Regions from separate parts of the Homo sapiens genome. Here region 2 is linked to region 1. Evidence: read pairs that join two places in POLR2A ChIA-PET (ENCODE). Cell type or tissue: IMR-90. All regions are shown on one strand. Region 1 overlaps RORA (RAR related orphan receptor A). Region 2 overlaps RORA (RAR related orphan receptor A).

What was found. Peaks named below come from ENCODE experiments on the same cell type or tissue, not always from the same donor. Only the 100,000 strongest peaks of a DNase experiment are listed, where the experiment ranks them.
Region 2: POLR2A ChIA-PET joins it to region 1 with 5 read pairs; 3 of 35 experiments call an interaction of 5 or more read pairs at or near these places.

The regions. Positions count from the first base shown.
Region 1 is chr15:60,492,831-60,496,830 of GRCh38, reverse strand. It overlaps RORA (RAR related orphan receptor A), which reads left to right. Exons shown (of 11, transcript NM_134261.3): 11 at 1-4,000. The region is part of intron 2 of RORA-AS1 (RORA antisense RNA 1); the gene reads right to left. Among named protein-coding and RNA genes, the nearest start is that of RORA-AS1, 16 kb to the right of the region's middle. In IMR-90, no CTCF peak of the experiment used is centred here; no DNase peak of the experiment used is centred here.
Region 2 is chr15:60,603,747-60,607,746 of GRCh38, reverse strand. The region is part of intron 2 of RORA (RAR related orphan receptor A); the gene reads left to right. All of the region lies in intron 5 of RORA-AS1 (RORA antisense RNA 1), which reads right to left. Among named protein-coding and RNA genes, the nearest start is that of RORA-AS2, 76 kb to the left of the region's middle. In IMR-90, no CTCF peak of the experiment used is centred here; a DNase peak (open chromatin) is centred at 1,616; H3K4me3 peaks cover 311 bases.

The DNA.
Region 1 (4,000 bases):
GTGTAGCTTTTCCTGTTGAATTGATAAGGCACTTTCATTTTGCACCTTTTTCTTTAAATTAAATGCTAGCGTGTTCACTGTCGTGTCGCATGTGCACCAGAAACACAAGTTTAACTGAGAAGGCTTGGAAGGTACGTTGGGAGGTATTTATGCTGCTGTTTACAAAATTATTTTTAAGAGACTGGCTGGTCATATCTAGAAATCACCACGTTGGATTTTTTTTTTAACATGTGAATTTGGAATTAGAAACGGAACTCTCCCTAAATTATACTTTGCTTTTTGGTAAGTTTAATGATAGATGTGTTTATGCTTCATACAAAGTTGAATGATTGATTGGCGTGGTGGACATATACCATCATGCTCATTTTTTTTTTTTAAAGCTTTTTAAAATGCCACCTCATGGAGGCGAGGGGGAGGAGAAGCTCATTTTACACAATTCAGTAGTTAAATATGGACTCGGTCTCAACTTGGAATTCTTATGCTTTGAGAACAAATCAACAACCAGAATATTTATTGGAATCTAGCTTTTATTATAAGAAGGACCCAAAGATTATATCCTGAGCAAATGCACACTCCCCATGTGAGGACATGAAGTATTTACTTTGTGAATGTTTATGTTCTTGGTATAATCTAGGAACCCTATGAGTTTATCTCAGAGTGAACTAATTCTAGATTTGTTGTCAATAGATGCTATAATTCAAGAATGTTGCTCTCCATATTTGAAAAACGATGGATAGGAGGGTGAGGGAAGCATACAATGTTGAACCAGTTTCTCTTATTTAAATATTAAATACTTTAAGCCTTTAAAGTGAAGTTGATGCTAGCTGCAAACATTTACTCTTGTATTTATCTTCACTAGGAAACTGTGGACTGTAATTTATTTTATTAAATATTTAGAAGATTATTTGGCTTGTGTGTTCAGGTGAGAAATACTGAGTTGTTTTTGTTTAATTTCATGGTTTTTTTTTTTTTAATGATCCCTAGTGGGGGAAGGGGAAAGGAATAGTCTGATAAACAGATGTGCATATTTTAAAAACAAGTGACCTTTTGGGAATGTAGGCATTTAGACGATGATTTTAGTCGCACTAGGGGTGGGATTCAAACTACTGGTCAAAGACCATTTTGTACAGAAAAGGGAACATCTCCGATGGGTGTTAAGGTAGGAGTTTCCATGCAGCCCTTTATGTCTGAGAAATAGTCTCCTCTGCCATTGGGGTCCCTGCGGAATCTTCTACAGGAATTGCAGCTCTTCACGTCATGCTAGGTTACCAGCATGGGCTTCCCAGAGCACTTCACTCTGTTTCTAACTCCACTGACTTTTCTGACTTGTTTCTTGAGGGACTTGGAAAAGGGGAAGGTATTATTCACACAGATGTGTGTATGAAGCCTAAATAACATCCAACTTTTTTTCCAAAAACATAGTAAGAGTTTAACCATAAATAGAAGAGTAATATTCCTTTAAATTTCTTACAGGCATGTAAAATTTTATGTGTTTATAGAGAGATGCTAACTGTCAGCATATAGTATTTATATTGGGGCAAGAAGGGTTAAATCAAATCTTTAATTTAAGTAAGCATAGTTCCTTTAAAGATCAGTAGTATTTATACTCTGAAAAGAGTACCAAGCTTAGTTCAGTTATTTATTCATCCATTTTTTTTCTATTGTTTCTCCTCTGGGGGGAAATGGTGTTTTGTTTTTGTTTGAGTTTTGTGTTTTAGTTTTTTGGTTTTGGTTTTGTTTTGTTTTTTTGTCATTCAGATTCACTAAATTTGGGGATGGTTTTATTAAAGTATATTAACTTCTTTTTAACCAAAGCTTTCTGAATATGACCAGCCTCAGGTGCTAGCGCATTAAAGAGCAACTAAACCTAATTCCAGTGTCGATTTGTGAAATAATAAAAGCTAATTGAATTTCTCTAAGGGTGAGAGAGAACATAATGATGAACTTAAAAAGAAATTCCTTTTCCCAGAAGGGATTCTGCATGTACCTACAAACAATCATGCTCTAACCACAGTAATAGTCATGCCATGGTGACATTGCTTTTACGGTAAACCAAGATAGGTAATATGATGCTTCTTCCCAGGTGTTTCTGAAAGAAAAGCAGCGGTGGAGCTTAAGAGCCAAGTCCACTGATTGACATAATAGGATGGAATTGTAGACAGAGACATGCTCCATGAAACAAGGAAACAACTGACTACTATTTGGATCTAAGTTGGGATCTGATGTTAAACAATAAATTCAGTTTAAAAAAAATATGGAGCTCAGAAAAGGATGTGAAAAACTTTGCATTTTCCTTTCTTCATTATTACAAAAACACCTATGTGATGACATAAAATACTTGGGTGATATCAGAACAATTATCCTTAATAGTTTTTATAATTAAAGTTTCCTAAACTTCAGTCTCCAATAGTCTTTTAAGGATTGGAACCACATCACTGTCAGCCCCGCTGCTACAATGCCTTTGTACAATTTTTTTACATAAGGCAAATAAGGCTTTTGTACAAAGCCTGAATACCTTCTGTTCCAATGGTGTCCAAATGGTTATTATATTGTGAAAAACCTGGCCTTGGTCACAATGCAAACAAAAGTACAGATGAAAGTGCTTTTTGGACAGTTTGCAAATTGTGTTAAAGCTACGGATTTTTTTTAAAGTGTTCAGCATCTTAACGTGTATTAAAGCTATGGATTTTTTTTTAAAGTCTTCAGCATCCTAATTCACCCTTTCTAACTTAAGAAAAACATGACTTAAGACACTGCTTCTAAGTTTGGTTGTTCTTTATAGTGTGGATACCCAGTTATCTGTGAGCGTATGGGGGTGGGCTGAGGGTCAGGTGAGGAAGGAGTGTGTGTGTGTGTGTGTGTGTGTGTGTGTGTGTGTGTGATTTGCATGTGTATGATGTGTGTGCGTCGGACCGCTTCTAGGCTACTAAGTGTCAATGGAAAAGAAAATGTATTCAAAATACTTAAATCAAAACTAGAAGATGGGGAAAAAAAGATTTATTCTATACAAAGCCTTGTCTGGACCACTTTAGAGAGACTTCTATTTTTTTAACCCTTCTATAAATATTTGATGGCACTTGAAATATTCCTGCAATAAAATGTGATTTGTGTAAAGAAAAAAAGATTTTGTAATGTGAAACAAAGAAAGAAAGTAATGTAATTTTCTAAAAAAAAAAATACAAACAAACAAACTTTGTATTATTTTCTTGATGGAATTTGTCTATCTGTCTTTGGAAAACTTTTTATTTCATTGAATGTGCCATAGTAGAAATGTGTGTTTTTAGTTTTAGACTAAGGAATAGCTAGTTGTTGTGTTCCGACATTCCAAAATGCAAAACAACCTAGTAGTATCTTTCATGAAAAGGTTTAAGTAGTATGTAAGCTTCTCTCATTGTTGCTTTTTTGCACATGTTCTTCATTCCTCTCTAGTGCAATATGTACATAGAGCACTTGCGGGTGTACCTTGATCCCTCAGGGAAAAATACATATTTGTACAGTTTTTTGGGGTTTTTTTGTTTTTTGGTTTTTTTTGTTTTGCCTTTTGTTTTTGGCTAAGGAATGTCGATCGAATCACTTGTTATTGTTGAGGGGCAGCCAGATAATAATCCTAAAGCCACTGTTTCCAACATTGATTGTTTAAATCATATGTCCTTCCAATGCTATTATTTTAAGATAATAATAAAAAGTTATTTTCTGACAGTTCTTTGTGCTGACTGGTGAAAAACAAGGGTAAATAAGCACCTTATAATTGACTTACTGTGAATGACAATCCATCTTGGTATCAACGATAGAAGCCCTATCATTTTGGAGTTGGGGTTAAGAGTCAGAAACAATGTGCTCAGGGATCTCCTAAAACTCTTAAAACAGGGTGGCCAGTACTACTGGGACAAATTGTGTTTTTTATTATTAATAATAATGATAATAATACTATCCCTCCAAGGCACAAGTGAACTATATAGAACTGCGTGTGTGTAAACTCTTTACTCTCGTCTCATTTTGT
Region 2 (4,000 bases), 110 kb before region 1:
TGTATAAATAAACTTGAGCCCTGAACACTCATCACTCCAGTAAATATTTACAAAAACATTCTAGCTTTAAATAGGGGGAAAGGGTTGTGTTTGAAGAGTTTTTACTTTATTGATATTTGGCTAATATTAGAGTTAAATAAAATGCCTGTGTATAATGCAGGTAGCTTCCTATGGAACACGCTTTATTTTTCCAGTATGCTTCAGAACACAGCTTACTGAAACAAGAACACCTAAGTCCTTGAGTGTAAGGTCTTAAATAGTTAGGGTTATTATTTTAGGTATGTATACCATGTCACATTCAAGGCAGTATCAGAAAATGAGGTACATCATAAAAAATTAATTTTCTGCAGCGTATTTCTATAAGTGCCTAAACTAAATCACTTTATAGGGGGAAGGGGAGCTTTCAAAATATATTATGTAAGTCCCTGTCTTCTTAGAGTTCATGGGTTAATACGTCCTTAGTGATTCAAAGTCATTATAACCATTAATTATTATGGTGTGTACAGTATGCTGTAATACAGGATGCACTCAGAAACTCGGCAGGTGTGGTTGGCTCTTTGCCCCTATGCTAAATGGCTCCATGCTGCCATACTTTTTGAGTTCTTAGGTCTAACTTTTTATCATTTTTTAAATCTCTTCCTTCAATATTTATTGTCTCTCTTTGCGCCTATGAGCACAAGTCTCTGTTGTGCTTCCAAAATATCTCCGGTATACTGGAAGTTCAGACATCAAGGTTGTCAGAATTATGTCTTACATAAGAGAAAAAAGCCTCGGAGTAAATATCAAAGGGATGCTTTTTAAAGCACATATACAAACTTTTGGTTCTTGGAGTTTTAGTGGTATCTCTGCTGATCTTTGTTTCTTTCTTTTCTTTTTTCTTTTCTGTTTTTTCGGCTTCTGTCTTCCATTTATTTCACAAGGCTTTCATGTGAGAGATGTCTGATTGAAAAGTATTATAGCAATTGTTTATACTTCTGAGATAGCAGTTCTAATTTAGTATTTCTTTAGATAACCACTTGCCTTACTGGAAACTGCTTACCTTCTACTAGTGTTAGTTACAATTTTTGGTGCATAGTCAAGAATAGGACTTTTTCCTTTTAACTATCTTTTTCAAACATTTCACGTAGTGCCTCACCCAAAGTCTGCTCCGAGAAAATATATGATGATTAACTGAGATTTAAAAATAATTATCACACACAAGCTACATACAAATGAAACTTTCTACAAAGTATACTGGTCTTTCATGTTCTAGAAAATGCTTCTGTGCTTTTCACATCTTGGTTTAAAAAAAACAACAACAAGAAAGACCAAGTTGAGCATAAATGATAAAAATAATTTGTAAAGGAGCTGAAAATAGAACTCTTCGTAGATACCAATTCCAAGTACATTGCAGCTTTCCTATGGGATTATTTTGTTGCTGGAAGAATTTGTAGCTCCTAATTAGGAGCCCTTTAATTCATTCATTCGTTCCAACAATAGCATTTACTGAATGCTTGCTGGGCCCCACCAGGGATACACAGGCATATCAGACACAATCTCAGGAAACAGACATTTTGGCCAGAATTTGAAGGTTGCTGTGAGTCAGAGCCCAGCTGCCATATGTTAGAAGCATTCCTCCAGTTAAAACTGAAAGCTTTAAAGTGAAGCTTAACTTGTTTTTTCAAGCTAGCCTTGATTCAATTAGAACGATCCCAAATATTTCGTGTTCTGGGAAGAAATCTGGAGAAGTGGTGTCATAATGTTTTCCTGTTCGCTGACAAGTCATTCAGTAGCCCTGTCCAAGATCATTTAAAATAGCCTGGGAATAATCAGAAGTGATGTGCCTCTGCGGAAAACACTTGGAGGATGTCTGTCGGCAAATGATGTTTTAAACCCTAGGTTTGATTTAGAACTGTTGTCAGGTTCCTAATGACGATTTATATGTTTAAAAAACGTCATCTCCAGAAAAGTTAATATAAATGTAAGTTAGGAAACAATGAAAGTTTCATATAATATAATCATTATTTACTCTGTGGTTTTACTTATCTGTTTTGCTTTGTAATCAAATATACAAACTTACCTTCTCTCCCTCCCTGCTATTAGCTTGCTTTGTCAGTGAGTCATCATGTTTTGCCTCTATTAAAGACCAATAATCTTAAATCGTATCATTAATCATATCTGATCATCGTAATTTTGTAAGAAAACCATCTGTATAAATTTTGAGTGAAGTAACCTTATGCATTGTTTACGTAGTTTCTTTTCCACTATAGTTTAACATTTAGATTATGTTGTTAGCCTTAGTTGTATGCGGGAAGATTGACATAATTTTATTAAAATTATTGGTTTTTATTGCCTTGAAATCCTAAGGGATACAATAGGTTTTGGTAAGAAAGCATTTCAGACAGAATCATAATAAGCTTCTTAACTAAATGTCCTTGTTTGTCTAGGAGTGTTTGAAAGAAAAAAAAATCTTGTTTCCAGAGAGTACAAACTCTAACTACATTACGAAGAATTGCTTTTAAACATTCAGGAATTTTTTTTTTTGAAATGGAGTAGACAAATTATCAGTTTTCATGGTGACATGTACATAGTATATCGTGTGTAGAACCTTTGACTCTGAAGAACATAGCTAGGTTGACAGAATAACAAAAGATCCACTTCTAAAGTGAAAAATTATCTTAATTATTTGGGAGCTCTGAGTATATAATGCCAAATACATGGAGAGTTAGCACTATCTGTATGTCCAAATAAACTCCCTGTTCACACTGTTTGTTAGTATATTTTATATTGCTCATACAGTTATAAATGTCTAGTGGTAGGTCATAAACCACTCCAATCCAGTGATTATTGGGTATCAACAGTGTGCCAGATACTAATGGGTTTCATGTTTATTGCCTGACTTTTAAGATCTTAAAAACATCTCTAAAGATAGGTGTTAGTTTTTCAGTTGTACAGGAGAGGAAATTGAAGCTCAAAGAATATAAGTAACTTGTCACCAATCACAAAGCCACTGTTGGAACTAGAATGGAAAACCAGATTTTCCAACTCCAATTCCAGTGCTTTTTCTTCCATACATGCTACTTTCAAAGAAGTATTCACTGATTCAACAAATATTTACTCAACATCTATGTATGCCAGGCACTATGGTAAGCCTTAATGATATAAGGAATACAATGGCGAGTAAGACAGGTATGTTTCCTGACTCTAGTGTGGAGAGTCTAAAGAAGAAGGCAGAAAAGATAATAAATGATTTGAAAAGAGAGTGACGAATCAGGTTTACAAAAAGAGAAGAACAAGATGTCTATAGGGCAGTGACATTTAAACTTAGACCATAGAATGGCAAAAAAAGCAGATAAACAAGGTCAGTCCATTCGCATTACTGGAGGATTTTGTGTTTACAAATTTGCATACTCACTAAAATTTATTTATAACCCCAAAATCAACACTGGGTATGCGGTCATTGGCAGACAAGTATGTGCACACAGCGTCCTAGAACAGGTTCCCCACTGAGGTCCATTGAGGTGATGTTCTGCCCTCTTGTTTCAGCTGTCATATTATAAACAGGTGTCCTTTTTAAAGTCTATTCAATGCCATATTTTTCTAATGTTCGTGCTTTTTTTTTTTTTTTTTTTTTTGAGACAGAGTCTCGCTCTGTCACCCAGGCTGGAGTGCAGTGGTGCGATCTCGGCTCTCTGCAACCTACGCCTCCCAGGGTCAAGCGATTCTCCTGCCTCAGCCTCCTGCGTAGATTACAGGCACGCACCACCATGCCCGGCTAATTTCTTTTGTATTTTCAGTAGAGACGGGGTTTCACCATGTTGGCCGGGCTGGTCTCAAACTCCCGACCTCAGGTGATCCACCCACCTCAGCCTCCCAAAGTGCTGGGATTACAGGCGTGAGCCACCATGCCCCGCCCTGTTTGTGCTTTTTGTTGATAAGTCTCACTGTTTAAAATGATCCCCAAGCACAGTGCTTGCTGAAGTGCTGTCTAGTGTTCAAGCGCGAGAAGATTGTGATATGT